Linked DNA regions of Mus musculus: region 1 is linked to region 2. The links are chromatin loops, found by intact Hi-C in ENCODE. Cell type or tissue: heart. All regions are shown on one strand. Links, peaks and the distances in the headings refer to the core of each region. The heading gives the core; the rest is flanking DNA.

Evidence for each region. A loop is a pair of places that touch in the nucleus more often than their neighbours do. Peaks named below come from ENCODE experiments on the same cell type or tissue, not always from the same donor. Only the 100,000 strongest peaks of a DNase experiment are listed, where the experiment ranks them.
Region 1: it touches region 2 in a loop (1.9-fold over the local background); 2 of 42 quality-filtered maps call a loop at or near these places.

Annotation. Positions count from the first base shown.
Region 1 is chr16:45,858,656-45,875,638 of GRCm38, forward strand. It overlaps a transcript of Phldb2 not described here. Among named protein-coding and RNA genes, the nearest start is that of Phldb2, 23 kb to the left of the region's middle. In heart, for the core only: no CTCF peak of the experiment used is centred there; no DNase peak of the experiment used is centred there.
Region 2 is chr16:45,913,035-45,930,017 of GRCm38, forward strand. It overlaps a transcript of Phldb2 not described here. Among named protein-coding and RNA genes, the nearest start is that of Gm15638, 24 kb to the right of the region's middle. In heart, for the core only: no CTCF peak of the experiment used is centred there; DNase peaks (open chromatin) are centred at 9,747 and 10,867; H3K27ac peaks cover 775 bases.

The DNA.
Region 1 (16,983 bases), core at 4,253-12,252, 55 kb before region 2:
GCTGCAAGTCTAGAACTCTTCAATGGCTCCTTCCAGCCCTTTAGGTTTGAGACAGAATAAATTAAGAACCCTCAGTGTAACATGAGATCAAGGATTTGGAAGTAAACTTGGTTACTTCAGGTCATCTTCCTTCAAACAGACTGCCATACTCTCTCTCTCCCCTTCCTACAAGGAGGAATACTACCATCACAGTAAATTGTTCACCTGCATCCCTCTCTTCTCACCTTCATAAGCACTTTACTCAGTGTCAACGAACTGAAAAGCTAACTTCTTCAGTAAGTTTTTTTTCCATGTTTGATATTGGCTAGGTAGCAAAGTATCAACGTATATCATATAGCTATGTTGCAATCTTTCTCTTTTATCTTATGTCTCAAGATATACATTCCCTACAAATTATAGACTTGCAGACTTTCACAAAAAAGTAAGAATATCCCCTCTGTTTACACCCAAATACAGTAATGGAGGGAAGGAGGGGAGAGAGAATATGAATCTACACTTATTATTATTTTCTTTTTCTGGACTACCTTAGCATAGACACTTTCAGTTTAACACCCTGATTCTAGAACTAAGCAAAACAACTAAGTGAAAAAACAGATCTCATTTGCAGTCACATTTTTCTAACACAAGGGGATTCTGAAGTGCAGAGATGATCTCAGGAGATCTACAATATACCTAGCCTGTCTTCAAATTCTGTGGTTGCTCCATCACTTGACACAGAATAAAATTAACAAAAAACATACAAATTTTATGAGTCCCTTTATTCTTTGTGGATAGCAGGGAATATTTTTATGAGGACCTCAACTTGTACTATTAGCCTTGTGAGCTGGAATGAGTCTAGTACAGCCTGGTCCTTTCTTAGAGGAAACAGGAGCATCAGTGTTCTGTTAGAGCCAATTCCTGATGCCATTCTCTGTATACCCCACATCACTCCTTTTTATGTGGACGTTGATTCATAAAGACTGATGAATGACTAGATATGACCTCTGTACAGTAGCCACTATGGTTTAAACTGATCTTCAATAAGTTTTGAACAGAAACCTATAAAATACCACTTAACTAGAACTAGAGAGATGGCCCAGTTGTTAAGAGAATTTAATGTTTTTCCAGAGGACCTGGGTTCAATTTCTAGCACCCACATGACAACTCACAACTGTCTGTAACTTCAGTTCCAGAGGATTTGGCACAACAATGCACATGAAATAAAAATAAATACAATCTCTAAAAACAATTCCACTTAACTAAAGCAAAAAGCTTCTTTGTACATTTTTGACTCTCACATTTATATTGGAGGAATCCCACTTATGGTGGTTTGAATGATTATGTCCCCAGTGGACTCCTGTATTTAAACCCTTGGTCCTAAGTTGGTGCCCCTGTTTGGGAGGTTTAAGGGGTATAGTCTTGTTGGAAAATGTATATCACAGTGTGAGGTAGGGGTGGAGCCCTTGTAGAGTTTAAAGTTCTGAGCTACTTCTAGTTCACTTTCTCTGCTTTGTGCTTATGGTTTGAGATGTGAGCTCCCAGTTCTAGCTGCCATGTCTACTGCTTGCTGCCACATGGTGCTTTGCCACAGCAATAGAAAAGTAACTAATGTCCAGTTCAGTCCTAATGTGTGTTTGTGATTCATCAGAAAACTTTAAACTTTAGCACATGCTAAGAGAGGTCTTACCAAAGGGCTCTGGGTCATCAGCTCCACCATTCTTGGGCTCCTCTCTTGCTTCATCTTCCTCCTCCATCGGGATCTTCTGATGATTCTCAGAGGAGACCCTGGGATCCATGCCAAGCTGTATTCACCAAGAAAGAAATCATAGATGCTATGACTGGGAAGTTGAAAGCTAAACTGACCTATGAAAACTGAATGTCAACAAGGCTTCATTTGTAAAACACAGATGTTGGACATCTGGGAAATACTAACTGCTGTTGTGGTTGAAAATAAGACATCCTGGGGTCAGCATAGTACCTCGTCACTGATACTGACTCTCCTTCAGAGCAACACTTAAACACCAGTCTCAACACTATCAACAAAGGCACACTTTTGGGGTAGACCAGTTATCTTCCTTTTAAAAAATGGACACCAGCAAACAAACACAATAGTCCATTTTATCCACGAGGCTACATTCAAAGAATTCCTGTGGAAGTATGAATCTGTAGATATCAACAAAACCTGTAAAAGCCATGTGTTCCCTTTATCTACATGTCTGTGATAAAGTTTGATTTATAAATTAGGCATAGTAAGAGAGTAACAGTAACTAGTAATAACATGTAATTGTTAACAACATACTATAACAAAAGTTATGTGAACATTTTTTCCTCTTGTTTTCTCAAAATAACTTAATGTAGATCTTAGCATCTTCAGTATATGATTTTAATGTTTACTTTCTTACTAGGTTGAATATTTCCACCCACATACAAGAAACAAAGGCTTTTTCTTGGAATATTGTAATTGTCACAGCTCAGTTTTGGATGTTTTTCTCATCACGATGACAGCATTCCTGACAAAAACAACTCAATGGGGAAAGGGTTTATTCTGACTCATGGTTCAGGGGACAGTGTCCTGCCAGACAGGGAAGAGGCATAGTAGCAGAAGCTGCTCATGGTCATGGTAATGAGAATGTACGGCAGCTTTCAGGAAGAAAAGAAAGTAGGCTGGAAGTCTGACGGAGATGCAATGTTGAGCTCTGACCCTATGACCCACATCTGTAATTTAGGCCCTATGTCCAGAAGGTTCCTTCCATACGTGGCCACCAGCTGGGGACCAGGAAGTTAAGCATTTGCAGCCTGTAGGAGAGAGTTTACACTCAGACCTAGCTGGAGGCCAGGTGGTTGAGCACATGAAAACTATAGGAGACAGTTCCCACGCACACCATAACAATCACTAATCTTGTCTCCTCAGACCATTAGTGAACAAAATAAGAAGTGCTACAAGGCAATACAAAACACCAATCTGATAGTCAAGACAGCCACTAAGTGATCAGTGGAGGGTTAGTATGACGTGGATGCTTGAGACAACAGGAAGGGTCATCTCAAAGGCAAGGTGAAATTTGATGGAATGAGGCTTAATAATGCTAGTCAGAAGGGAGAGAAATTCCAAACACAAGTTGTTAGTATTTCTCATTTAATATTTTCACACTACACTTGACTATGAACCGCTAAAACCATGGGAAGTGAGAAGTTCAATAAAGGGAGATTAATGCTGTGAGTAATAGGTCAAAAGAACAATTATTTAGTTACTTTAGTTTGTTGTTACTTTCTGTTTTTCATCCAGTACTCATTATTTAACAATACTCGTTTTGATACTTTGTTTTATTGTTTCTTTTGTAAAATCTTTTGTAAAATCTGATACTACAGAGAAGAAAACCAAACCAACATCCTTGTTCTAAAGAACTTGAAAGACACTCTTGTAGCTTTCCTGTGTCCAGTGTTCTCCTCAGACTTGGGGAAGAAGAATGGTTCTATTAGCACATAGGGACTCCTACTTTTATGCATATACTACGCAAAATAATTTCTCATTCCATTCTCACAAGGATGCTTCAGACTATGCATTATGATGTCTATTTTACACAAAGAGATAGAGGTGAGGAAGACTAATAGAGTTATCAAAACACATACCCAGCAATGTACATTATTTCATGAAGTCAAGCCCTGTACCTCTGGGTCAAGTGTTGAAAAAGTAGCAAGTTTGATTCAATTGTTCTTGATGTATCAAGGAGGACTAATTTTCAGTGGTGGCAGAGCTAGATGTAGAAAGTCTACAATTTCCAGGGGTGAGAAGCTAAAAATTGAAAGCTTGACATTTATTTAAGAAAACAAGACCCATGGGTCTAGAGAGAGACCACAGTGGTGAAGAGTGCATACTGCTCTTGCAGAGGACCTATGTTTGCTCCTTAGTACCTGTGCCAAGTGGCTCACAGCTATCTTCCCATAACTCCAGATCAATAGGAATCCAATAAGTTTGACCTCTATGGGCACCTACAACTGTGCACTCACATGGGGATGTGCATGAACACAATTTTAAAAATAATATTTTTTAAAAGAAAGCTCAGACTGAGACATATGGAAACTAAAAAATCACTAGGACAATGTGATTTATTGGAATTGGTAGGAAAGTAAAGAGAAAAAGGCTTTTTGGAATTTGGCTAAGTGATGGGTGAGGGAGCCATGATCTGAGACTAGAAATGGAGGATAGGGAACAGATATGGAGTGAGAGGGCTCAATGTTGGACCTACCCAGCTGTGATGTATCTGTAGAATGGAGTGAGGAGCCAAGCCAGTGATTAGAGATGGGCATCTGGAGGGTGTAGGTCTTGAGATGTTGTTTTTTCTTATGATGGGAGAGAGAGCAAGCTAAGCTAGTATAGAGGTTGAGGAATAAGAAAGACTATGGAGAACAAACAAAGAGAGAAAAAGATCAAGAAAGACCCTGGAGAAGAAAGAGGAAAACACAATCAAGAACAGATTTGGAGTGTTGGTCTTCATCTGAAGTGCTCCTTGCTTCACAGGAATGAAGCAAAGGAGAAGAAGGGAGAGAGCAAGCATCTGTCATGACCAATGAAGGAAATGCACATCAGTACTTTATAGGATACTACTGCACACATAGAGTGACTTCTACAATGGGAAAGATACTATAGCAAATGTTGGAAGAGAGGAGAAAAAAATTAAAACACTCACATGTTCTTTGTGTGGATGTAAAGTGTAGTTGTTTATGATAGCATGTCAGCGCCATAGAAAACTAACTGTAGATGGGATAGAGTATGCATGCACACACACACACACACACACACACACACACACACACACACACACACACACAGAGAGAGAGAGAGAGAGAGAGAGAGAGAGAGAGAGAGACAGACAGACAGACAGACAGAGACAGAGACAGAGACAGACAGTTGGAGCCAGAGTTTAAAAGATGTATATTGATAAGTTAAGCACAGGACAGGGCTGCCATGGGGTCCAGAAGCTCCAGGCCTATGCACTCAAAGAAGGAATGAAGCATGTTGTATAACATATGTGATTGCAGAATTTACTTTCATTATTTCTAATGTCCAAACAGTACAGGCAACCCAGATGTCATTGCACGGGTATGAGTAAGTCCAATGTCATTTGTCTATACAGCAGGGTATTGTCAGAAGTACACAATATCCTATTACAGCTGAAACTTGGACACATGATCGCAAAGGAAAGAAGGCAGTAAAGACACATATTTTATGATTTTTATGTTTTTTTTCATTTAATGTTTTTAAAACACTTATTTATTTGCTAATGCATATGGGTGCACGTATGCCAAGTTATGCATATGGAAGTCAAAGGATGACTCACAGGACTCATTTCTCAACTCCCATCATGTGGGGTGAGGGATCAAAGTGAGGTTGTTAGACTTGGGGACAAGGGCCCCTTGCCCACTGAGGTGTCTCCCCGGTCCCGTGTGATCCTATTTTAATGAAATGTGTGACATAGACAAATAAGCACCTGTAGGAAGTACACGTTTTACAAAGTTGAAGCTGCTCCAAAATAGTCTTTAAAAAAGCAGGTGGAAATTTGAGGAAACTAAAATTCGCAGAGGCAAGAGCTAAACACTGTCCACTACCAGATAATAACATCAGACCTCACATTAGATACTTAAGGTCTATAGAATATAAAGCCACATATCTCCATTTCTACATAACACTCTTTCTCTTGTCTTTTCTTATCATCAAACTCATTCCAAGCATGTTGTTCTCCTCAATACAATATGGAGGGAAACCAAGTCTAACAGGTAAATATTCACAAGTGGTCATCTCGCATCACTGCAAATATTATCTAATAATTAGATTAAGTTTTAGAGTACAGGATGCATTTATACATTAGAAGATAGTCCATGGGGGCAAGAAAGATGGCTCCATGGTCAAGACCACCCACTGCTCTTGCATAGGATTAGAATTTGGCTCCTTGTACCCACAATGGTTCTCTCATAACTACCTCTGACTTCAGATCTTCCTCTGGCCTCTGTGGGCACTAGCATACATACACACACACTTGCACACAAGCATGCACAAACGAATACACTAATAAGAAAGAGAATAAACCATGACAAGGTAAGATTTGCTGTGGGTGTGCAGGTATGATTCAATATGTTAAAAAATCTATTCACCTAAATATAAGAGAAAATATATAATGAGTTAAATGACTAATCACATGATCATCTCCAGATATGTGCAAAACAAAACTTTTGCATATACATACATATATATGTGTGTATTTACACTGAGGACCTGAGAAAGCCCATAATAAACAAGGTAAATTGCAAGAATATCACAACGACTTTTTCCCTGCTGAAAATAAGTTGCGCAGATAGTACCTAAGACCCTGCAGACTTCAAAGAACACACTCTAGCAAACCACACTCAAGGATCCAAACCAGGAAATGATGCTGGCAGACTGGCTTACAAAGTCCATGTTCAATCCATTGTCTCTGTAATCTCCAGTCTAGGAACACATGTCCCATTTGGATGGCATTGCCTTTTCTCAGCCTGGAGGAGCACAGCATATGGCTTCTTGGGGACTTCCTCTTCCTCCTTCCCTCCATTGAGAAATAAAAACTCATGGAAAACTCACGCACAGAGACCACAACCAAAACCCATCTTGCCAGACATTTAAAATGGCTAATTAGTTAAGCACGGGGTAAAACATGGAACTGATGATAACATGCTTTTATCTTATATGAAGCATAAAAGCTTTGAAGACAGCCATAAAGATAGGAATACATTAGTCGATTCACTCTTCTCTGATGCAGTCTTTCTAGAACCAAAGCACAATTTGAAAATCGCTTTCAGATCTGACTTGTTTCCAAGTCAGTTTGTCAAAGAAGCCTGCCTTTCCTGGGAATGCTAACTAAGCTTGCAGAGAGCACAGCTGTCCTTGTGTGCTAGTGTGTGCTCCTTGGAGGTCACAAACCTCTTCGCCTCAGGCTTGGTTGAGGTTTCCTAGAAACCTGCCAGATTATTACATAGAATGCTTGTTTAGATTTCTTTAAATGTAAAGCCTGCCTATTTTTTGTATGTATATGTGTGTGTGTTGCCTTCATTAATTGTGCTCCATCTTAGTTTTTTGAGACAAGGTTTCTCACTAAAGGAACGTACAGATACAACTAGACTAACTGTAGCCAGCAACATCCTGAGATTCTTTTTTCTCTGCATCGCTAATGCTGGAATTACAGGCATATGTGGTTTTTATGATGTGGGTGCTGAGAGTCTGAATTCAAGTCTTTGCACAGGCATCCGACCCACTGAGCCACATCTCGTTATGCACACACTTTGCTTTTGACACAGATTATATTGCCATGCAATATAAAGAGCAACGGCTTTGGAAAAGGATATGTAACATGCCACTGTTCCTCTCACTCCTCCTTGTTGCAGTCAGCAACTGCCTGGTGCTATGTAGTTCAGTAATAAACACAACCACAGTCACCATAAGGACAGTTATATAACAAAAGGCCTCCATGTCCAAAGTTACTTCATAGTTTTTCTACTGTTCATTTAGAAGTTTCTGATCTTAAAAACTGATGATAGCTATAATAATATATATTGCTTGCTTATTCTGTAGGTGGTGTCTAAGTACTGAGAAAGCATAATCGTGGGAGACTTAAGGATGGAGGATGCCAAATTGTCTTTCTATGACAAGCCACTAGCAATATTTACAGGAAGAGATTATGTTCTTAGATGATCTGACATGCTGCTTTTACCATGTGACAATGACATCCATCCATCATGAAGTACAGCTCTACACTTCTTCCCTCACACACACCTCAGAACACAGGTGATGCTATAGGCTTTGCAAGGAGACCTGGGGTTAGAATACAAGGGCTTTGGCCTGTCCCTTGGGGGATGTTTCACCTTTGGACCTAAGCTGTGAGGAAGAAGAAAGACTACAATGAAGTTTGTATATGAGGCATTTCTGGTGAGAACCAGCATTGACCAGATGGGTGAGCAAGACCAGAAGACTTTATTCTTGCCCTTGAATGATTCTGGTTGATGCCTAGCAGGACAAAGACAAGATGTTTCTTCTGAGTAGATCTGTGAGTAATCCAAACTTCGTCATTGTTTCAATGCTGAGTTTGCGGGTGTCTTCCTAAGACTAAAAAACTAGAACTTTTCTTTTAACCAGCTCTTGTTGGGGATGGTCACTTGGCACAAAGTACTGGTTGCTGCTGGGGAGAAAATCCCTATTCTCAAGTGTCAGAGACATGGCATTCTTTTAAAACTGTAGTCCTCTGTGACACTTCATAACATTCCCATGTGGTATGTGTTGAATACATATTTGCTTGTTTGAACTGAGCTAGAGTAAGGACATTCAGACATGGTATTTCGTGCTCCTGGATGCCCCAGCTGTGTTGTAGACAGTAGGTCACCTCTATGGTCTTCATCTTCTTCTTCTTGGAAATTGATTCTAGGATTAAATATTCAAGAGTTTTTATAGTGCCTCAGATGGTATGGTTCAAGGTAGGTTCTCTCTGTCTCACTGTCTGTCTCTGTCATCTCTGTCTCTCTGGCCCTCCCTCCCTCTCTTCTCCTTTCGAATTTTTAATCAAGGGAAACAAGGACAAAAATAGTGGAGTCGAGCTCAATGGTACAGGATCTCTCATACACCCTGAGATCATCACTTCTATACTGAGAGCTCACAGAACATGACAGATATACATAAGGTAAGTTTTGAGAGGCCTGATACAGTGGTCGTGAGAGGGAGAGAGAGAGAGAGAGAGAGAGAGAGAGAGAGAGAGAGAGATGGGTGGATATCAGGTCAGGAGTAAATGACAGGCTGGTACCAGGAAGGCAGGAAATATTTTAGACCTTGATGACTGGATTGGAAGGCATAAAGAACTTTTGGCTAAGAAAAAGGTAAGTCAAAAAATCATCTCAGTAAGTTGACATTTATAGAAATTAATTTATATAGGATGCTTCACAATTGTGCCACCTCAGCTACACAACGTTATATTGGAAAAAATTGTTAATAAAAGTATACTGAGCTAACCAATATAAACAGCCCTGATAACCTTCACTAAAACTATGGTAAAATGGAAAACTTCCAGAGGGGATAGCACTCTTTAGCCTCTGCTGAAGCGCAGGATTTAAGTGAAAAGAGCCAAGTTGGAGGCCAATACAAGCAATGGCATCTGATTTTTTTCTTTATTGAAATTTTTGATTGGCACAGTGGTGGCTGGGCTTCAGCATGACATCTTCATCCATGTGTCATCATACTTTGTTTGGCCACTGGCCTCCCTTGTTCCCGCATCTCACATCCAGCAGGGGCCATTCCTTCCCCCAGTCACTTCCCCCTTCTGCTCTTTTATTATAGGACATCTAATTTCTGTTAGAAGCAGGGGGAAAGCCTAAATGTTATTAAAAAAAGAAAAACAGATACATTCCACTTTCTTCTGGATACTGAAAATAGCATGGCATTAAATTACCTACACCAATTAATTTGTAGAATTTTACCTTCTGCTCTCTCTCTCTCTCTCTCTCTCTCTCTCTCTCTCTCTCTCTCTCTCTCTCTCTCTCTCTCTCTGAAAATGTGAGAACACACCAGGCAGTTTTGGCACATGCCTTTAATCCCAGCACTTGGGAGGCAGAGGCAGGCGGCTTTATGAGTTCGGGATCAATCTGGTCTAAAGAGTGAGTTTCAGGACAGCCAGGGCTACACAGAAAAACCCTGTCTCAAAAACAAAACAAACCAACAAAAACAATAACAAAAACAAAAAACAACAAAAAAAGAGAGAATGAAAAAGAAAAAAAGAAAATGTGAGAAACATTGCATCCTCAAATTCCAAACCACTACAAGCAAATAAAACTGTTGACATACAAGGTAATGTCTGAACAGATTGTTGAATTCTGGTTAAAGCTGATGATTAATCGTATTTGGTATCAAGTTGGGCTGAGCCAAAGCTTTGGATTGCGGGGAGAGATGCAGTAATAGCTGGAAGTTCTAAGGATGTGCCCAGCCATGCTTTCTAGGTTTTGGATTTTTATAAAGATTCAAACAAGAGATGGAGTCAGTGTGGACTGAACTTACTACAGACAGCTGTAGGGTGAAAGCAAGGCTCCTGAGCCAGCACCGTGGGTTCAGAACCATAGATCATTGTTGCTGATGCCTGATCCCAGGACCAGAGGGAATGTTGCTCTAAAAAGTAGCTTATTTCACATGTCTGTTCTACAAATATTTACTTCTCGGGTTTTCACCCTAATATGAGAGTTTGGAGGAGGTACACTATCCTTCTCATAAAGATGAGTGTTTACTATCTCATTTCCTTACTTCGAACTTGCTTATATCTTTAACCTATGATGTGTGTGTATATATATGATATATAAGAAATAAGAAATATATATATATAACTATATATATGTGTGTGTGTAGTGAGCACTGTAACTATATTTATACTGAATTCACTTAGACTATGTCTGTTTACACAGGCAGAGATAGATAAGTATCTCATATGCCTATTTTTATATAGGGCAACTGGTATATATTGTGTCTTTGAATGGTTGTTTACTGGACTGTATTAAATAGAGTGCAAGCATATTACAACAATTGATCCCACATGGGGTATTATAGCGGTATGTTTTAAAGCCAGTGTTTTATTACAGTACTGCTGATTACTTCTCCAGATGGATTTAAGTTGATGCTTGTAAGTAGATGCTTGCCAAAGAGGGCCCTAAGAGCTCATCAGCCTAGGAATCCACTCCTGAGAAGATGTCCTTTAGCCTCATTTCTCCAGATCGTCGTGAGGAAAAGAAACTCTTGGATGCTTCACTGAATGAACACTGGCTCCAAAGTCTAACGAGACAATTTTGAAACACACAAAAGCTCCTTTTAGATCCTGCTCAATATTTCATTCATATTGCTTTAGATAAGCATAAGTAATTCCTTATACTTGATAAAACACATATGCAAATTGATTTGTAGAAGTCTATAGTCTTTATGATTCTATTAACTTTTATTTATTCTGTCTTATGCACACTTTTAGTAAATATAGGGTTTTTTTTTTAAAGTTCTCTCCTGCTCTCTTCAAAACCAAAGAGCCTGGTTTCCTCAGCTCTCCATGCCCCTTCGTATGCACAGGGGCATGGGCTGAGCTGTTCTCCTTATGTTCCTCATTCATAAGTGTTAGAAACAAAGGATTTATACAAAATCATGAAGCCATGCACATTCTTTTTAAAATCACTACTCAATCCAGACAATATCACAATAATAGGAAACAGACCATGGGCAAGACACAGAATTTGATTGTTCTAATTTTTCAATATTTTCTAACAAGAAATACCAGCCTCTATTTCTCTATTATCATGTAATATTGATGGCCAAACAATTGTAAATTGCAAATGGGAAGTCCCTTTAGAAATGTCCTCATTTTTCTTCTGTCATTAATCTAGTGGGACCTGGAAGTGGAAGACCAATGTTGTCTCTGGCCACCAGAAACAATGCAGAGAGTGTAAAGATCTTCCATGAAATTTAGTAGTTTTATGTGTATCATTTGATATGACTGTGGGAAGAGGACAAAATTATTAACCAATTCCTCTTCATGACAGCTTACTTATAAAGCTGTAGTTTGGAATCAGCCCTCAATCTTCTATTAGATTGTTTTTTATATATTATTATATATTTCACATTGTATATATAATTTGTGATATTAGAATCATATATAAGCCCATTTTTCTTAATACTTCTTTCACTTTGGTAATGTAAAATATACCATATACTATATAATAAAAGTATAACAATTTATGTTGCAAGTTTAGGATCAATAGTAGTCTTTCTGAATTTAGATTAAACAAAACAGAGTTATGAGAAGCAAAATACAAGGATCATTTTTTTTCCAAAGTATAGAAGGACCAGAAAGCTGGGAATACACGTTGGAGTAGCTGGGATGCTGGAGTAGCTGGGATGCTGGAGTAGCTGGGACCTTCACTGTTGGAAAGTGAGACAGTCCCTCTGCTGTCTTGCTTTGTTTTTCAGCGTTTCCACAGATTTGAACAATTCTTCCAACCCCTTTGTCTAGTTCCTCTCTCAGCCAACCAGGGCCTTCAGGGAGGTAGAGAGAGAGCTGAAGAAAGACAAATGGCCCTCCCCTGAATCCATGATCTCTTACAGTTGGCATCTTGGCTCTCATGCTAAGGACACAAGTCTTAAATTCTGGGTGAGAAGTCACTTTACCAGAAAAACATTTGGAAATTAGAAAGGAAGCATTGTAAATATTTATCTGTGCTGCCTTTGATCTGAGAAAGCTGTCACGTTTCCCTTTTTCCATCTGAGACAAAAAGGATGCTGCATGCCTTGGGAATCAGGCAACCTCGGGTCTGAGTCTTCATGTTCTGGGCATTTGGCACTTGATGGGGAAGCAATAAATACTTTCTAGGTTTAATTGGGTAGAGTAAAAAGGGAGAGCTAAAGTCTTTTAGAAGCTAAAACAATCTGAATGTCTTCAGGAGAGGCTTAACCCAAAGTTGTGAGTAGGGCTCAGCGCTAGGCACTAGCCTGCCATATGACAGTTCTAAGGCTCTGTTCTTAGAACCAAGGAGGTTAATTACTTAAATGCTATGTCTGCATAGATCAACTGAATGTGACCTGTCGTCATAGATCAATTGAATGGGGATAGTTAGAAGGAGGAAATCAAAATGATGACTTATTGACAGACATAATTAGGGGGTTTCTTTGTGATCCAGCTTTCCTGTCACTTGTGGGAATTGTTGATCTTTTCTAAATCATCGGAGTGAGTGCCATGCCGGTGTGGTGAGGAGCAGCTTCCCTTGCCTCTGTGTTTAGAGTATGTTGGCTTCTCTCCCTGGCTTGACTCACTCTGTCCTTGAGAAGGGTCAATTGTCTCATTGCTGTGTTGGAAAACAAACTAATTCGTCATAGCTGGGGGCCAGCTGGCCATAGAAGTTACAGTTGCTGGCTCCTTTGAAGCACTGTACACACGAAATCCCCTTGTGGTCAGGGCAAGGTGGCTGAGAGCACCTCTTCATGGGGTGGGTCTTTAGCAGGGCCTGCTTTTCGGGTACTTAAGCTGCGCCAAACTTTGTTAGCTTTTAAGTAATGGAGGTGGCGTTTTTATCTCCCTCTGCCAGACTTCCGTGTTTATCTCCTCATTGTTTCCAAGCATGTTTGGGTAAAGGATGCTTTTTGTGTTCCAGTCCCTTCAAACCCTGTGACAGGTACTAGGTCATTTCAATCTTATCATCTGATTATGTTTATGCCCTGAGCCTCAGGAACTGAAAATTCAGGCAAGGCCTCGTATCCTCTTCCACCTTATGAGAAAACTGGGACTTCCGGAGTTAAAACTCATCTAAGGATGTATAGCCCACAACCATCGAACAAGGGAGAAATTTGGGCCTGTCTCACCGACTCCCATTCAGATAGCTCTGGGTTTTATAAAAAGCTTCACATCACTTAAAAAGCATTTCTTTTGACAACGTTCATCAACAGCTTTAACACGATCTTTAGGTTAGCTTTAAGTGCACACTCCAAACTGTTGTTTATTCTCACTTAAAATTAAACGATCATCAAAACAGTTTGTAATAGCCTTTGAAATCACACATACACACACATACATGCACGCACGCACACACACACACATACACACACACACACACACACACACACACACACACACACACACACACACAACCAATCAGCCAACCAACCAACCAAAAACAACCGGTACATATATGGTCAAATTAGTATATCCTTAGCCAAATTTCAGCTATATAAATGTAAAGAGTGAATTTATATAACATTTATTTCAACTTTCAGTTTTATTTTTGAGATGAGATTTCTCTACATGTATATATTTGGTGGTGTGGTGGTGGTGAGGTGTGTGTGTTTGTATGTATGTGAGTGGTATATGTATTGGAGCCCATTAGTGTGTGTCTCTGTATGTATGCATGTGTGTATATGCATGTGTGTGTATACATGAATGTGTGTGTGTGTGTGTGTGTGTGTGTGCGTGTGTTCCACAGGCCTGGGGTTGACATCAGGCATCTTCTTCAACTGTGCTTCACTTTCTTTACTAGGGCAGAGTTTATTACTAAGTTTCAAGTTCATCAATTGATCTAGTCAAACTGGACAGTTTGGCCCTAGAAATCTTACATCTTTATCTCCTGTACACTGGGATCACAGGAAGGCCACCATGGCTGCCTGCCCTCACTCTTAAACAGCAAACAATTTATTTACCAAGCTACACCCTCCCCAGATTCATAGAGTAACATTTAATTCTGAAAAATATAATTAAAGAATAGCAGAAAGGATTCATCTTTGTGATATCCTTTGCTTTGGATCATCCATTCAATATTAACCAAACACTGACATACGTCTTTTACTCATGGTTCCTTTAAAATCATGTAGGTTCTAATCAATTGCTCACTTGAGTTCGCAGATTAGTACCACAATACATTGGTGCCAACAGTCCAAGGTGCCACGGGTGTGCTTGCAGAGTGACTAGACCAGGTGAAGAAGGAAGAGGAGGGGCACCTATAAACCCATGCATCATATGTTGGCTGCCTTAAAGTATTAAGTTTAGTCCTTGGAAACATTCAGACTGTGTTTCTTTCCTGACCATACTAATAAGATAAAAGGGATTATATTGCTTTACATTAGTTCTGAACAAATAAGTAGATATCTATTGATCTTTAAACACATGTGTTAGCATCGTTCTTCCCAAAGCTTCCAGTTTTGAATGGAAGCCTCCAAATGCTATAATAATGAGTTCTCTTTGCCAATGTGTGGACTTGAGCTTGTACCAGGTAAAGGGATTAATGATGAAGGGTAGTTCCCAACCACCAGCTAAGTCTTGTCTGGGTGCCGTCCTATAATTAGAAATTACAGATATGCAGCCTGCTTTGCTCCCAGGGGGTAGGCTGCTTGCTGGAATAGAGAGACATAGAACCCTGTGCCAAGAGGGCTCCGGTTCAGCTGATGAAATCGCTTCCACTCTATTACCACATGGCCACACCTCTAGGCAGAAATGCCGAAGGAATGTGGAATGGCAGAGTTCTTGCATTCCTACCTTGGCATGGGACACACTTATGACATTTCTACTGGTCTTCAAGGGTTTCCCCTTTGTCCCACTAATGCTATTATGCTCTTGTTGTTACTATATATATACATATACATACATACATACCTCCCTTTGCAGAACTCTCAGTTCTTGTGGGGAAATGTTGGGTGCAATTTCTTCTTAAGTTGTCAAAATTCCTTAGTTTTTAAAGCAAAAGAGGGAAATGGCATAAGTACTTAAGTTCACTTATGTGCCTTCACAAACCACTTTTGAAACACAAATGGAGATTTTTTTTTATGAGGGAACTTAACCTAAAACATCTTGGGCTTAATCTTTTCACTTCCAGCAAAGATCATAATGAAGGAATTATATCCGAGTGTACACTTTTATGCTTTATTTAAAAGACTTATTTGGTAAGACCATCAAATACTTAATTTTATGATATAGTAATATAAATAATAATAAACATGCAGAAAAAAAGAGATAGATGATTGAAATTAAAGATAGCCCAAGTTTCATCCCAAATAATTATTTTAAAAATTAAGTCTCCATACCGCAGAGGAGCTGAGTGTACTCTAGTCTTCCTTTCCTTTCCTAGTATCTCAGAGGCTAACGATCTCAGTGAGTCCAGAACGAGAAGACCAAGTGAACAGTAGGATGTCGCACTTAGGACTGACAGAATAGGAAGTTTATTTATTCTACATGTCTCTTCGGTGGAGAATGCCTGTTGCTCTGTTTCTCTATCCCATGCATGAACCATCTGCTTCTCTGCTCTATTCTTTTTTTTTCTGTTTTTTTTATTACGTATTTTCCTCAATTACATTTCCAATGCTATCCCAAAAGTTCCCCCCTCACCCCCCTCCCCTGCCCACCCATTCCCATTTTTTTGTCCCTGGTGTTCCCCTGTACTGGGGCATATAAAGTTTGCAAGTCCAATGGGCCTCTCTTTCCAGTGATGGCCGACTAGGCCATCTTTTGATACATATGCAGCTAGAGACAAGAGCTCCGGAGTACTGGTTAGTTCATAATGTTGCACCTACAGGGTTGCAGATCTCTTTAGCTCCTTGGATACTTTCTCTAGCTCCTCCATTGGAGGCCCTGTGATCCATCCAATAGTTGACTGTGAGCATCCACTTCTGTGTTTGCTAGGCCCCTGGGCATATATCCAGAAGATGTCCCAACGGGTAAGAAGGACACATGCTCCACTATGTTCATAGCAGCCTTATTTGAAATAGCCAGAAGCTGGAAAGAACACAGATGCCCCTCAACAGAGGAATGGATACAAAAAAATGTGGTACATTTACACAATGGAGTACTACTCAGCTATTAAAAAGAATGAATTTGTGAAATTCCTAGGCAAATGGTTGGACCTGGAGGGCATCATCCTGAGTGAGGTAACACAATCACAAAAGAACTCAAATGATATGTACTCACTGATAAGTGGATATTAGCCCAGAAACTTAGTATAGTGAGATATAAGGTACAATTTGCAAAACATGAAACTGAAGAAGAATGAAGACCAAAGTTGTCCCTTCTTAGAATTGGAAACAATCACCCATGGAAGGAGTTACAGAGACAAAGTTTGGAGCTGAGACAAAAGGATGGACCATCTAGAGACTGCCATATTCAGGGATCCATCCCATAATTAGCCTCCAAACGATGACACCATTGCATACACTAGCAAGCGTTTGTTGCAAGGACCGTGATATAGCTGTCTCTCTGCTCTATTCTAAAACTCATGGTGAGTTTTAGAAGCAAAGAATCTTCTGGCCAGTATCTTGAACTCTCCCTACAGATGTTTCCTTTTCATGGTGTAAGAATCTCCATATAGAAGCAGAGTATTGACAATTAAGAAACTGAGTCTGTTTTAAGAAAGAAAAATCACAATCTTTTTGTTTGTTTGTTTGTCTGATTGTTCCATGGTGATTTGTGTCTATGATGAGTGCCTGAATAATGGAAATTT
Region 2 (16,983 bases), core at 4,841-12,840:
GGCTATCTCATAAATCACCAGGACCTGGCCTAATCCAAAGCTAAAATTCATTTATCATTTCTAAAAATGAAACAATCCAACAGTGCAAAATTAATTTTTTTGTATTTTGTTTTTAATACAGTCATTCTACTGATATTAAGCATAGTATGAACCTTGGAATGAACATGCACTGTCTTCCTTATACAACACATTTTCTCACACTATGGGGCTTAAATGTTTTCCAGAGAACATTTAATGAAAAATTGTAATTAGCATTTCACCAGAAAAATTGCACATAGTATTATTATGATGCACGTGTTTAATCTATCTTGAGTCTTTGTACAAATTAAATTGACAAAAAGAGGAGTCAACAATCTTGTTCCCTTGGCACCTAGCTCGGTCACTAACAAGACCCAAGTCTAGGATCTTGCTGTTGTATAATAAAATGTATTTAAGATTGTAGGGACTAGCTTATGGAATGAAGCATTTGCTATGAAAGTGCAGACCCAAGAATGCACATAAAGATGTAGTGTTCTCAGTAAGCACTTCCTACTGACAAATGGACAAAAGATTTAGACTATCCATAAGTTGCCTGGTATCTTGCTTGAAATATGTAGTTGAGAACAAAAAGAGACTTAACCACAAAGAGTGGGAACTGAAGAAACACTCCTTATGATTGTCTTCTGAATTTCAAAGACATGCAAAAATACAGGTGTTTTCACATTGACACGAAAAATTACTCACACATACAATCATAGATACACCTTTATGCATACCACATACACATAAGAATTTATGTAATATAAATATATTTTTCTTAATTTTTTATTATTTAAATGCATTTTATGTATCAACATATTAATAATATTGAGTATTTTGAGAATCAAATAATACATAAAAATTTGTTCAACTTTTATATTCATATCCTTTCATACCCTAAAATATTATTAATGCATAGTTAATACTATCCATAACTGAGGATCCTATATCTAGTGGTGAATACTAAATTGCTTCAAAGCATGCAAAATATTCTTTGGGAACTAAGCATAGTAAAATATTAAAAATGGATCATTAAAAATATATTCAAAAGCCCTTATACGATACCACCCGACATAGTGAGAGAGTATTTAAAATGCATTATTTATCTGTGTACATTGTCAAACTATAAGTTTACTTAAAGCAAAATTAATTTTTAAAATAAGTAAAGCATTCTAATCCAGTCCAACCTAAAGATACATTAATTTGGTATTTACAGGCTGATGAAACAGAGTAGAAAGATGTTAAGGAGTTTGCTTTCTTCAATAACACTATTATATTTTGGTAGGACTAAATAATTTTGTATATATGGAAAAAAACTGAAAATCATAACATGTAAAGGTCTCTGAGTTAGGGTTTCCAATACTGCACTAAAATGCCCTGTGCTACAAAACAGGAGAAAAGAAGTACTGAGCCCAACGCTGAGCTTTAATCGTAAGCTGACTATTAGCTTCCGATAATATCCTGCATATTCTAGATTGTCACATAAGAAAACAAGAACCATTGAGGAAACTGTAATGATTCTGTTTCAATAATCACCTCCTACTACTGCTGTATAAAATAATTAGACACTTGACTTGAGAATGAAGAAACTAGTCACATCCTTTAACATGAGAGAATAAAAATATCTGCTGGGGAGATGCTCTGATCCTTAGTATGTACCTAGCAAGGATCTCGTTACCATTTTCTTGTGGAATATTCATGGCCTGGAAAGTTCCAGTTGTGAACCACAGTGCTGCCTATGACCAAAGCCCCTTGGCATCCTCTGTCCCTGCGTACAATTGGCCTTCAACACCTTCCTTTACTGACTTCCCAACTTTAACTTGATCCTAAGCTCCTCAGAATAAAAATGTATTTCTGTTTCCTTAGCAATGCATCTAAATAGCTTCACAAGACCATCTTTAGACAGAAACTATTTCTATCTTCAGTGACTTCTAAAATCAGATAGGATCAAGCCATACAGTTGTCATTGGTGTGAGGACCAGCTGCCAAATGTAAAGAATGTACTTGTTACCATGCTTCTCTCCTTCTAAGAAAAAGCAAAGTTATGTAGGTTTTAAAGTGTAAGCTGTAACTTGCTATTATCCTCAAAGGCCCCATGGCCTTTAAATTTGTCTTTATTGTATTGAGCATGGCAAACCGCTTCCTTCACACTTCCCTCATGATAAGGTGCAATTTGGGCTTCAGCAGAGAAGCATGTGACTTCTGAACATTGGATTTTCTGGAGTGCTAATTGAATGAACCCTGAGCATGAGGCAGGGTTGTAGGAATCACACTCAGATTGTCACTAGACATCACTAAAGAAGAAAATTCTGATTTTCTGTCCTTTCTTTCTCGCTATCCACTTTCTTCCCCAGTTTTGCAAACATTGAAAAGGAAAGACCTAGCATAATCTCAAAGAGAAGTCATATATTGAAAGAGCTCCTTCCCTATATCTATGAGTACTTCTTGTAGGCAATTGTCTAGAGGTTGACATAGGCATGCAACCTGTACTGGAGGAGGACCTCTCAAAGACTGGATATTAGAGTTCCCTGCCCCAGGCAGTTACATACTCAGCTGGTGTGAGAGAGGGAGGGATCTGCCTTGTTAGAGATGCCTGAGAAGCAATAGCCTTTGGTGCTGCTAAGAAGAACTCAAGATCTCTGGGGGAAAAAAAGAGCTAAATATTTTTCAGATCTGTATCAGCCATTTTGAGAAGACTCCACAGCTAAGTTTATTGCAAAGCAATACGGCATGTTTAAAGCCTCTTTGAGAAATGAGTGCTTATGTCCAGAAACCCAGTGAACATCTGGGCTCTCACCAACGTAGCAATAAGATATAAATGGGTTCACAGGTGTGCAATTGTAGAAAAATGTTTTTAAAAAGCTGACACAAATACTTCTACTTACTTACTTTTGAGGGAAAAACATATTTAAAGTAATTATTCTCCAGGTCAGATTTTAGGCCAACATTTCATTTTCATGTGGTGTCACAATCTTGATCTTCTATACATTTTTCACTTATTTAGCCTTCAAAATATGTAAGATTCTGCACTTAAGATGGACTGTATTATTTAAAAGTACAAGTCGAAGAAGACCTGAAGCAGGAGCACAGAGCATCTGAATTGTATGTTATCCAATTATTTCCCAGCCCCATTCTCATAGAGACATTAGGCTATCTCAAATTCAGCATTCTGCCTCCTGCACCCACATGATGGCCACACCCACACAATGCCGCACCCACTCTTAGTTCTTGTTCACTAAATATGGTGGTTTGACTAGAAATGCTCCCCATGGGCTCATAGACTTGAATTCATTGTCATCAGGGAGTGGCACTATTACAAGGTGTGAACTTGTTGGAGGAAGTGTGTCACTGGGGATGGACTGTGAGGTTTCCAATACTCAAGCCAGGCCCATTGTCTCTCTCTCCCTGCTGTCCATTGATCTGTGTGTAGAACTCTCAGCTCCTTCTGCCTGCACACTGCCATACTTCCCCCACAATGATAACAGACTAATCCTCTGAATGTAAGAGAGCCCTAATTAAATTCTTTCTTATATAAGACTTGTCATGGTCATTGTGTCTCTTCATAAAAGCCTGACTAAGACACTAGGAATACCAAACTTTATGTATGTTCCTTTCTATATAATTCTCTTCCACAGTAGGCCACCTTTTTAATTCACAGGATAAGAGTAGCTTAGACTTTGATTCTTAAGGCTTGTTTTGAAGTGTGTGGATCAGCCATGCAGTTAGCAAAATGATAGGCTTTTAAAGACAGAAGGCTGCAACAGGTCCTCTGGAAGTAGAGTTATGTATGACTGGGAGCCATCATGTAAGTGCCGAGAAATGTAACCAAGGTTCTCTGCAAGTACACATTGGTGAGCCATCTGCCTAGCCCTGCTCCCTCATTTACTTAAGTATATTAATAGTAATAATAATAAATAACTAAAATTTATTAATTTTGTTTCTTCTTTTTCCCAACACATTCCTCATTATGCATCCTTGATAGGAGATGAAAGCAGGGTTGTATCCATAGAGAATATTTTCCCAGCCTCTGTGTTTGGTTTCTCAAGAGCACAGAGGGAAGCTGGACCAGGGAAGGACACCACACCCACGATGTGGAGTTGATAAAAGAACTGGATCACGAAAATATTTCTTTTAGGGCTAGGATTGGCAAACCCTATGTTTAAATTAAAAACACCATGAATTCGGAGCCTAGAAAAACGACAGTGTTCTTTGAAGTCACCAGAAGTTAACATGACCAAAAAATGTGTGGTGTCGGGATACACATATGACTGGAATTATTTCAAGCCAGCTTTATTTTTATTTCATTCTTCTGAAAGATGAAAACAGAAAGAAAGAAAAAAAAGCCACAAAAACCAATCAAGCCCCAACAGTGACGCCCTTTGTCAAGACCTTGCATTTTGAGTTTCTCATCCTGATGCTTCCTCAGACAATGCATTGAAAAGCAGAGGTGACAAGCTGCTTGGCATATGCATCCCAACATCAGTTTCCAGGAGACTGTGTGCTCATCAGCACCAGGATGCGAGAGCCCTTCTCTTCCTTCCCGTTTTGTTAATTTCTCAAGCCTTGAAGGCTCTCAGCTTGTAGAGGAACTCTGCAGCCTAACAGTGAGTTAGGAGAAATTTTCCTGTGACATGGACCCCTGCAGCACATCCATTGGCCAGGTGCATGTCCCAGCCTTTTTCTGAGAGAATTCCTTGAGAGGATACAGAGCCCTCAGGAGAGCAAAGTAGGAAGATCTCTTGTGAAGGAGCTCTGCTAGGCACTGCATCCTCTTCCTTGATGTTTCTGCACCACATGAAAGGCAGCAACAAGGAGAGGTCTACACTGGCAACAGTGCCATCGGTAACTGATCCTATGGGGTGGCTCAATGGTACTGAGTAAATCAATACCATTTGCATATTTCTTCCTAGTCCAGACAGGTTGTGTTCTACCTGGCACCTTCTCTTAGCATCCCTTTCCCATTGAAGGATGGGAGAAGAATGTATAGACAAGTGTCCAACTCAGGTCATGCCTTGGCTGTATTTGAAAAGACACTCCCCTGTCCTGTGGAATTGGGACTAAACCTATGGGGTGGATCCAGGCAGTCTGGTATCATGTTAAGCCTCTGCCATAATAACCCTCAGTAATTCCTATAGAGTTCTTTGCTTGTTAAACGTTTGGTGGATAAGACAAAGTTTTTTAAGTACATGTCTAGCATAAGCATTCTACCAGACAAGAAATAAAAAAACACATGAATACACTGAGTCACTCTCTGCCCCAAAGAGAAATTCAAGTATATCGATTTTAATCAATTCAGCATCAGGGGTGACATGTAAAGTGACGGGGAGCGCACAAGGCTCTAGAAACACACTTTGCCTGAGATCTCAGCATCACTGAAGTCTGTTTAAAGTGTGTGTTACCTAAGCTATCCAGTTGATGGAGCTTTCTTTTGGTAGCCCTGGGAAACCAACACATTTACTTAGGTACAACGTCATCTTTCACTGACTGATGAGATGTTGATAGTTTCCTCTAAGCCATCAATAAAAGGGACCACTGAACACTACTGAGAGGAATGCTGGGGACAAAGCCTCAGGCATCAGGGCTATCAGGCTCCAAGTCTTTCCTTGCATCCACTTTAAATCATTGCAATTTCACAGCTGCTAAAGGGACTCAGCGGTCCACATGGGTATCATGTCCACATCCTTCTTGCATGTCTTCACTAGCCCTGGTTCTTACTGTGGTTCTCATACTGGAATACTGGAGTGGAGGCACCTGGGAAATGTGATGAAAATGGGACTCATGAGTTTTTCTGCTAGAGGACTGGTTGTATATATTTGGAACACATCCTAAGAAAGTGTGTGAGTATGTGCGAGTGTGTGCATGTCATGTTTGTGTGTATGTATGTGTGTGTGTGTATGACATATGAGCATGTGTGTTCAAGTGTTCTCAGAGAACACAGGGATGGATTCCTTTATTGCTTTTTACTACTTTGTGTGTGTGTGTGTGTGTGTGTGTGTGTGTGTGTGTGTGTGTGTGTGAATGGTCTCAATGGACCAAGGGGCTGCAGTTTCAGATAGACTAGTAGCCACCAAACCCCGGGATACCCCAACCCCTAACCCTTCCTCCGGCACTTCTGGCCTTACACACAAATGCCATGCACTAGACTTTGACATGAAGGCTGGACACCTGAGCTCAGGCCCTCATGTCAAACCCTTCACCCTCTGACCTGCCCGCTGCCCACCTCAGTACAGCTGCTTCACTATTCTGCTGTCATGTATGCACTGAATTCTGAGCAATGCCACCAGTGCATTGAAATCACTGCTTGTTTCTTTCGTTAGGGACTGACGTCAGATCTTACGAGGTCCATCCTTAGAGGCAAATAGTTACCAATATTTTCACTGAGGTTGTTTGTTTCTGTGTTCAGAGCCAGGAAAGATCAGAAGTGTCTGATTTGTGCTTGTGAGAATGGACAGAGGAAAGAGTTCTTGGCCTCTGTTAGGGATCTTCACCTCTTTGGAGATCACTCAAACTGCAATCCTTTTATACCTGAACCTCTTTCAGAAGAGCAGCCAGGCCCCGACGTAAGAAATCACCTTTCCTGGGCTGGGCTGACATCACAGACTTTTGCAGGACAACCGTCTCTGGGTACTCGGCTGAGAGTGTCTACCTATGGATTAGGGCAGAGGAATGCTCAGGCAAATGCGAAGCTCACACTGAGCTGTGCCCGTGCCCCTCACCCACCCACTCACATTACAGCATTGACTGTAATGTGGGAAGCATGCGCCTGCCTGCCAGCAGAGCTTCTGCACTAGATGCCAGAGAGAGGGCAGAGCTTTAAAGAGCCCTTCGGATGCCAGTTAACCAGAACAGACACCTGAAGCCTTGGCTTGTTTATGACTACTTTATTAGTGTATCCTTCCTTTTCTTACCCTCACCCTGTCTCTTCTCCACTTTTTCTTATGGTAAAATGAATAACATTGCTTTGACACAGGTTTAACTATATAATTCAGTCTGGCTATCCAATTAATCTGAAGGCCTCCTGACCTCCATCTCCCAAGTCCTGAGATTACAGGTGTGCACCTTCATATTTAACAATAATGATTATTTTGAAATTAGAATGTACAGAACTTTTACTATACCAATTTAGAAAAGACCATCCTGAGAACAGGATCACCGCTTGAATAATAACATATTAACCGATCGCAGACTTTTGTGTTACTTTAATTTGCTTTTTCTAATTAATGAGGTTGGATGGAAGGGCATGGTGTAAGAGACAAGCAACACCTATCATGGAAATCAGAGCCTTTCTGTCTCTACAGCACTTAGGATTTGGGGGTGGGGTATGTCAAGTAGTCTATACCAAATTCTTGGTGTTGTTTGTCAAAATGCAAATATTAAAGCAAGCTGGGGATACAGCTCAGTTGGTAGAGTGCTTGCCTAGACGGGCAAAGCCCCAAGTTCCACCTAGAGCAACACATAAGCCAGCAATGTGCTTGCAATCCCAGCACTTAGGAGGTGGGGGCAGAAGGATTAGAAGCTGAAGGCCATTCTCAGGTATAGAGTGGGTCTGAGGCCAACCTGGGCATTGTGTGACCCTGCTTTACGTCTTAAAACATCAGAGAGAGGGGGGGGGAGAGAGAGAGAGAGAAAATGATGTATCTTTTCTTATTTTGTAAAAGAAAAATAACCACTTGTTATCGTGACATTATGTTATTTTGAGCCAGATAACTTCAAAATAAGCAAGTTGTACTGACTAGTTTTGTGTCAACTTGACACAGCTGGAGTTATCACAGAAAAAGAAGCTTCAGTTGAGGAAATGCCTCCATGAGATACAACTGTAAGGCATTTTCTCAATTAGTGATCAAGGGGAAAGGCCCCTTGTGGGTGGGACCATCTCTGGGCTGGTAGTCTTGGGTTCTATAAGAGAGCAGGCTGAGCAAGCTAGGGGAAGCAAGCCATTTCTCCTTGGCCTCTGCATTAGCTCCTGCTTCTTGACCTGTGTGAGTTCCAGTCCTGACTTCCTTTGGTGATGAACAGCAATATGGAAGTGTAAGCCAAATAAACCCTTTCCTCCCCAACCTACTTCTTGGTCATGATGTTTGTGCAGGAATAGAAACCCTGACTAAGACACAAGTCAAGGGTGACCATTGAACTAGGACCGGCATTTAAAAGAAACCTTCTCTGTTACTGGTTCAATCATGTCCTCCCAAAGGATGCTGAAGTCCTAATTATTATACTTGTGTCTCTGGCCTTATTTGAGGTTAAAGATCTTTCCAAGGCCAAGTGAGGTTATGGGAGCAAATTCTAATCCTATGTAAATAGTGTCTTATTAAGAAGGTGGATTTAAAAAAAAGAAGAAGAAGTTAGATTTAACAGGGCCTACATGGGTCTGTGCCAGGTCTTCTGCATATATATTATAGCTACTACCTGAGCATTCTTACTGGACTCCTGAATGAATGAGTGGGACTCTGACTCTTGTGCCTGCTGACGGGACTCTTTCTCTCCTGCCAGGTTTTTGTGTCCAACTTCGATATGATAGTTTTGGGATCATCTTATGATTTTTTTGTTATATGTGGTTGTTATCTCTTAGAAGTCTTTTCTTTTCTGATGACAGACAGAAAGGAAGTGGATCCAGAGGGGAGGGCAGGTGGGGAGGAACTGGGATGAGGAGAGGGAGGGCAAACTATCATCAAGATATACTGTATGAGAAAAGAATCTGTTTTCAATAAGAGGGGAAAAAAAAGAGGAAGGCGGCTTTGGCTTTAAACTCGGGACACGTGTTTACATAGGAAGCATACCACAGAAAGACGAAAGGCTGCTGAAATGACATATCTACAAGGCAAGACAGCCAAGGTCCCCAGCAAACCCCAGGAGCTAAGGAGAATAACCTCCTTCACAGCCCTCAGAAGGGACCAGCGGCACTGACACGTCTAGTTCGAAGAAACATGAGACAGACAGTTTTTATTATCATACCATTAAGCTCATAGAAGTTCTTCCCAGGTTTCCTGGGAAGGTAAAGACATTTAACTAACCTAGAAAGTTCCTTCTCAAAGGCCAGGACTGCTGCAATGCCAGTGGTTTTGTCTGCGTGGGCTGGTGATCCATGAATAAGGAGACTCCTGAGCACTGGATGAAGCATTCCTGGATGCCCTGAGTCTTCTGGATTCACTGACTTTTCTCACCCCTACTACAGCTGCCTCATCAGCCTGGTTGCTCTGTAGAAGCCCACTGTGACCAGCTCTCTGCTCCAAGAGAGGAGAGATCCTCACCCTGGCTTCTGTTAGCTGTATATTATCCATCTTTTTCAAGTATGTTTCTAGAGTCTTATAATTTGGCATATTCCATGTGTGTTAGTGTGTGAATACTTCAATCAGGAGAAGTGTTTCTCGAGGAAAAACCATCAAAACCACACCTTCCCAAAGGACAGCCACTCGGTATTTGCATTAGAATAGTAACAAATTAAAAGCCAAATTAAATCTGGGATGTCTTACTAATTAATAACCTTTAAAGAAAGAGGAAACACATACATAAATGCACACACACACACACACACCCCAGGGAAACTATATAAAAAAGAATACTTTCTACAAAGATCTGACGTCTAAGTTGCTTGGGAATGATAAATGCTTCCCCAGGCAGATTTCCTACTCCAGGGAGTTTGTTATTTGGAAAAAATACATTGATGATGTAATGAGAACCCTCCCAGAGGAAGCACCTTCCACAGGGGGGAAGCGTGGACCTTGGGACACAGCCAAAGATCTTCAGCTGTTGGCTCTGGACTGTCTTTCTCATTACCTAACTTTTTCCACTTATGCAGATCCTTCTCTTTCTTTAAAGTGTTTTATGAGAGTACTGGAAAGCAAAGTGAATTCTTAAACATAATATGAAAACCAATGAAGTGAAAATAACTAAAGTTTAACAATGCGTTTCTATGGGTTTGCTGAAACATATTGCATAAATAAATAGCTATCATACTTGTTATAGTCCACACCGTAGGGCTAGTGATCCTCATGTGCACATGTGTGCATCTGAGCGTGGAGGTATCTGTGTGTTTTTCTTGAGCCAGGCTTTCTCACTGGACGTGAGCTCAGTGATTTGGCTGGTTGGCTGACCAGCAATCCTCTTGTGAGCTCCTCTTATGTCTACGTCCAAAGCATTGGGATGATTGGCATGTACCATCATACCCGGCTTTTATCCAGATACTGAGATCAAACCAAGGCCTACATACTTAAGTAGCAAGCAAGCACTCTGCCCTGAGAGCCACCTTCTCATCCCCTGTGACATCAGTCTTTGATCAAACTAAAGGAATTGCATCAATTTCCCAACCGTCTACCCTAGATATTTTCTGAATGTTGTGGCTAAATATCGACGCAATGTGACGATAAATCTATACACAGCAAATCAAAAAAAAGAGCTCTCTAAAGCTTCGTGCCCTAGACTGTGTTCCATATCCAGAGCGCAGAGGACTTCTTGCATGTGTTTTTAGAGGTGCCACTTCTCTGCCTGGGAAACTTGGGAATGAGGAATTCAACTTCTCCAAGACACTCCCATCAAGCTGAGCGTCTTTTTGATTGCTATCATCTCAGCCCTCTTCTCTGTTACTTGGGAACAGACATTAACACATGCCTGAGCTGGAGCCCTGAAATGTTTAGATGGGGAAACGACACACTTGGTTAACAGGAGCTGCTGAGATAAAAGAGTTCATCTTTCTAACCCTTGGGAAGATGGGGGAAGAGGAAGAGGATGCTGTCTGGCAGACTTGCTGAGTGAAGAACTGGACCCAAATGAGAACGTTTGTTTACTTGGGTTTTGGGTTCCCTTTCAGCCCATTTTTATTACCTAATGATTTGGGCTGGCTTCCCCACTTCCTTCATAGTCCTTGGGCTTGGCAAGGGAATTTTGGAGGGGACAAAGTCTCCTCTCCTTCATAAACAGGATCTGATCCAAACCCAAAGTATTTCACATTCGAGACTGGAGCTGCTTAGACACTAAGCACAAGTCCAGCCATAGGATAATGGATGAGTGCAGCTCTTGGGTCATAAATAAAGTCCTGTTAAATGTGGCTTTCCAGAAACAATCTCCATCTGGCAACATTCACTGCCACGTGTCTGCCCATGGGTCAGGGGTGAAGGGGAGGCGGCAGTTCAGTAAAAGTATTGTTTGCATTGGCCCATAATTAAAGACTATAAATTGCTCATTGATGGCCAGAGGGCTCTTTGAGCACTTCTGAATCTCTTCCTCAGACACAGAGGAGTGGGAGTGGGCTCCATGGTAGGTGGAAACATTCCAGACATGAATCCAAGCATTGTCTCTTGGGACTTTGCATGTGGGCTTCGCAAGGCAATGCTAGATTGCCGCCAAGGCAGAGCAAGCTCTAAGCTTGGGGGTGGATTTGGGTGATGAGTTTGTTCAATAAGACATTGAAATCCCAGGCAGTCCTGCCAACCTTTGTTCACATGAGCCCATCAACACAGCCTGCACAGTGGCCTGCACTCTGTTATTCACAGCAGCACCAGAGGGCATGGGGAAAGGGCTATCTGGCTGGCTGATGGGCCAATGTATAGCCCTCTAGGGCTCCACTACTTTCCCTGCATCTTTTGGAGCTGGTGTGTCTGTTATCACTCATAGAGTAGAGCTTGGTCTGCAGAGGAAATGAGTGCTCTGTAGTGTATGGTTTTAGTAGCACGGCTCTAATCTGCTGTCCTCTTACAACTCTCTCCTGTACAAACCCCTCATTACATCAGTCTGCTGTTTACAGAGTGCACTATAAGCATCTGTAAACCTCTGTCTTGATGTACACTACAGTTCAGTAAGCCCGTCATTGTGTCCAGGTTAACCTACCAGAACTTTATGCTTAAAAACCCTTGGAGTTCCTTCATGTATATGGCTTCTAATTCAAGATCATGCTGAAATTCCATTTGCTTTCTGGAATCTTCTGTGACAATCACCCAAAGCTATGTTAGGCAGTCATCCTGGATATCACTCAGCTTATGACACAAATGGCTTCCCTAGGCTTTTTCTCACGGGGGTAAGTATCCCCAGTTGATGTTATCTACTCTATCTTTTAATAACCATCCCCTGGAAAATACCAACCAGGATCAACCAGCTGCCGTCTTCCCCTTCTTCCAAAATGAGCGTCTAAGGCGCAATCTCTCTCGTGTGCTACCAGCACTTACCAGTTCTTCCTTCCCCTACGTCACCCAATTCATCCAAAACTGCATACAAACTTCCAAACTAAGCCTAAGCCACTACAGAAACTACTATTTCTGTAGGAACTTAGTAGTCAGACAAAAATGCAATGACTTAGGGAATGTCAGCCACAGTAATTCCCATCAGAAGCAAAGTCCTGACAGTGGCAAAGGCAGAGCCGCTGGGAATAGGATAATCAAGTTATCAAGACCACCGAAAATTCATTGTGCATTTAAACAACTGCATGTGAACTATTCTATTAGATACTACTGATAGACATAGAAGTTACGATTATCATCTGAGTTTGCAGATAACAAAAATATGGTTGTGTCCTCTATTCTCCAATTCCTTGAAACTGAATTCCAGAAAAATATTTGAAAGTTTCTGCTCATTATGAAAATGCCTTTCCAAAATTCTATGTTACATCAGGAAATATTTGACTCACAAATGTAATGTCAACACTCTGCAAAAGGCATACTTTGGGACTATAGAAAAACAACAGATGTTTACAGATGTCTTTGCATTGATGGGAAGGGTTCAGGTCAGGAGACTCCGAGAACTCAGTTGAACACAGCTGCTCTTTGCTTGTTATGCCCAAGTCCTTTTGTGTGTCGAGTCTTGGAGGAAAAACAAGACCAGCAAAACTTTTCCATAGACCTATGACATGTTCGACATGTATGTTTACAAGTGGGAATTTGAGAGAAGGTGCCCTAATTTCTCTGGGTTTTTAAGTTTCTTGAAACAAGTGACTAAATGGCTGTTTTGTGGTTTATAAAATACATTTTGTTGTTTTATTTGATCTAACAACACTGCTATAAGAAAAAAATATTATCAACCTTAGTTTGCAGAAAATGAACAATATGAAGAAGATGGTAAATCTTGTAGATAATAAACAAAAAACTGTTAGTATTCTGATTCAGGGTTACTTGTCTTCCTTTTATAGTATGTGAGGGTGTATGTGAATGCACACATGTATGTACACATGTGAGGGGGTATTTGTTCTTGTATGTGAGGGGGTGTCTGTTGATGTATGTGGAAAGCTGTGGGGGGATATGTCTGTTCGTGTGTTTGAGAGGCTGTCTGCAAGTGGAGAGGAGGAAAGAGAAACGATGAAACACTAAGGTAGATTCTGCTGCACTCATTCTGTTTTTCTTCTTTTGCACTTCAAGTTTCAAAGAGTGGGACTTAGTCCCCCACCCCACCCCACCCCACCCCCGCCCTTTACTTCAGTTTCTAGTGAGCTGGGTCTGGTCTTCACTTCAAGTCTGATGCTGTCTAATAGAGCAGCAGAGTGATTTAGGAAGCAGGGAATGTATTATCTCTTTGCTTTTTAAGCCTTAATTTTGTATCTAAGGACTGGAGTTAAAGTAGTATGGACTGGATATCCAATTGGTTTTCCTCTTTAAGGGAAACTAATACAAAAGAGTTTTCTGGACGTGTTTTCCCTGTCTAACATCTGAGGTTCATTTTGCCAGCTAAAAAATAACTTTTTGCATGGACATTAGCTATAAATCACCTTTTCAATTGTATTGTTCTGGAAGCAACCAGTGGTATAGAGAAAAGGAAGGGTGTTCTACAATGGCCACCTACTTTTCAGAGCCTTCTAGATGGCCGTCTGGGTGCCTCCCTGACCCTCCAACACTGTGAATGCCAACCTTGCTACTTTCTCCTACTTTCCAGCAAGTGTATTGATCAGGAGTAAGAAGCTACAGAACATTGGTGTGGCGGGATGAGGCAAAGGTTACGGGTGCTTCGTGTCTGCCAAGAAAAAGTTGAATCCCAACGTTGCTTGGAAGCTAAGCTTCAGACTTTGATCCCCCTTGGCCCAAAGCAGAGAGAAGCTTCTCTGCTCTGCTCTTCTGGGCCTCTGGAAAGGAGAGACTTAGGGAGCATCTTCACCTCTCAGCAGCTGAGATTGTGCAATTTCTTTTACAAGGACACCACAGGCGGATTAGCATCTCCTCACTCAGCAAGTGGGAATTAAGACTGGGAAGACAGAGTCTGAGTAATGCAAGGATGGAAGGTGAGGGTCCAAGTCTGGGTAATGTCCATGAACCTGCCTTGAGGTCATAGCACCTCTGTTGGACAACTGTGCCTTTATTGATGGGGTCACTGGAGCCCAGTTTTAAGAGCGTTGAAGGTAACTCTTCCCTGGAATTTATGATGTTGCCGCCCTCCTCAACACATAATTTTAAACCTTCTTGAAATGAAATTGTGAGCATTAGTGGACCACTTTGACTCAGCTACTTTATAAGAACAAACAAAACTTCTGTGCTACCAATTAGCTGCATGGGGCAAAAGTGTGATAGCTAGAAGACATCTAGATTCCCGATACCCCTGCCCCTAATTTATAATCAGACATCTATTTGTAAATCATACACCAAGCCAAGTCTTGCACAAGAGACAAAAATACACAATGGACCAGGCGGTTTTCTCCTGTACTCTGTCACTGGAAAAATATTTTGGATAAGACTCCCAGATGTTGTAATTATTCCAGTCAGTTCTATCAAGTGGGGGGGGGTGGGGGCAGTGGGTCTTTCTGTCACAGACTAAAATCCATTTCTGGGCTGCAGACCAGAAGTCAAGGACTTCCCAAACATTGTTTCATTATATCCTCCCTGTAACCCTAGGAGGTAAGTTCTGTTATCTCCACTATACAAACAGAAAGCGGGATTTCAAAGACATTCCAAAACTTGCCGCAGGCCAGGCAACTTAAGAAGCAGCAGCATAGCAGCATCAGGGTCAAGTTGAGGTGTGTTCAACTCCAGTGCTACACTGTTGCCAGAACATCACTCTGCTTCCTCACTAAAGGGCATTCTATTTTCTGAAACAAATATCACCATAACTGTTTGTTTACTCTTTCAGGATTGTCATAAGGATACATCATAGATTGATATCTATCGCAGAAACAACAGAAATTTTATTTCTCATATACCTGGGGGCTGGAAAGTCTGAAGTGAAAGCTCTGGCAAGCTTGGGGACTGGTGAGGAGGGCCTGTTTCCTGAGTTATGGCAGACACTTGCTTATCTATGAGGGTGAAGGAGGAAATCGGTTGATGCTATCACATTGACGGGGCTTGGATTTCAACACAGGAGTCTGGGGAGATGAACTTCAGATCCTAGCATGAGTCTGTTACAGTAGGATAAAGACGAACAGTATAAAGCCTCTGACTTTGTGAAATACTAACATCATGATGTGCTGGCTAGGCAGTACTGTATGATAATGCAAATTTAATTAATACATAATGCCTATTGCTGATCTGTGTCAGGGCCATACTATGCTGTGTCACCACTGTGACAAAGTTTTCTAAACACGATTCCATTTCATATTTATGACAACCTGGTGAGATCAGGAATATCTCATTTCTGATTTTATAATGGTGAAGCTGCCATATCAAAAGTTAAATGACTGGCTTGAAAAATATTGTCATCTTAGGTATGAGGTTGGGTTCTAAAGTCCAGATTAATAAGAGCAATAATAAATTGCAATGTATGTGGAGTCCACTCAGGGATACTCCTCTATACTGTTCAGACAGACCCAGGACCATATCAGACATAATGTGTGAAGGGTTAACCATCTAGAAAGGGAAGGGTGTTGGGAGAGGTCCTTGGCTCCCATTGTCCAATTCCAAGATGCTCATTTCAGAAATGGTCATAAAGCTAAAGGCAGCTATGGCTTTTTGCCTTTCTGTGGGCTACTGTGGGGATGTTGGGGATCAAGTGTCTCCCCTGGGCTGGGGCTGGGGATGAAGAGGAGGTTCCCAGCGCTATGGCTCTGACACCAGGACTCTCCTCACTCTTTGCTCTTGGCTTTTTGGGGTTTTTTGTTGTTGTTGTTGTTTTGTTTTTTGTTTGTTTTTAGAAAAGCAAAATTCTTTATAATATAGCAAACTAGACAGGTCTGAATTCTGTAGTGCCTTTGAATCTGCTGAGAGCTCTAGAATTGTGAAGTCATATTTTAACCCAAACCAAAAAAGGGAAAAAGGGAAATAAAAAACCAGGATTATTTGAGAATCTGTGGGGACCAAAGCTGGGTATTGGGTATTGTGTTACAAAAATTTTCCATTTCAGACACAAACAGCACATAGCAGTATGTGGCCAAAAAGGGGGGCTGAGAGAGACTCCAGGAGGGCCTGGAGAAATAATATCTCCTTCTATCCTGAGGCGTGCGGCCAGGTTCTGGGGAGGCATGTCTAGATCTGGTTCAGATCACACTCGGACACCGGGGATGAGAATGACAGCTACAGAGTCCCCACAGAATGCATCTTATTCTCAGAGAGTTCCCTAAGATTTCCTCAATTGAGGCACTGAACCTCTCAGTGCCTCAGTTTCCAAAATCTGAGAACAGGATAAAGACTTACCATTTGTTGAGTATTAAAAACACTATACATGTTGGCTATAGCACACTGTTAAGGTAATGCCAGTTTAATGCTGGCATGTGTTGAGGCCTTTCTCTGCTTGAGCCATTGGGAGAAAGTTCGTAAACAATTCCGTTTGATACCTGTGACAACCTGATGCAATTCGATGTATCTCTTTTCCTGTTTCAAACTGAGAAATCTGTCCAGTAGAAAAGCAACTGGCTGCCTTGGGAAGAGTCATCATCTTAGACAGTAGACGGAGATTTTAAATTCAATCCTGATCTGGCACTAGAACCTACACAATGGGTGGATATCACCCGGATGGAATCTGATGGGTGAGGTGCTGGAGGGGTCTTCTGTTGTCTAAAGTTTTCCTAGTGGTGCCCATTTCAGTTTACCATGAAAGACCTTGTGTTTAAGAAGTGTTTTGTTTGGGGCT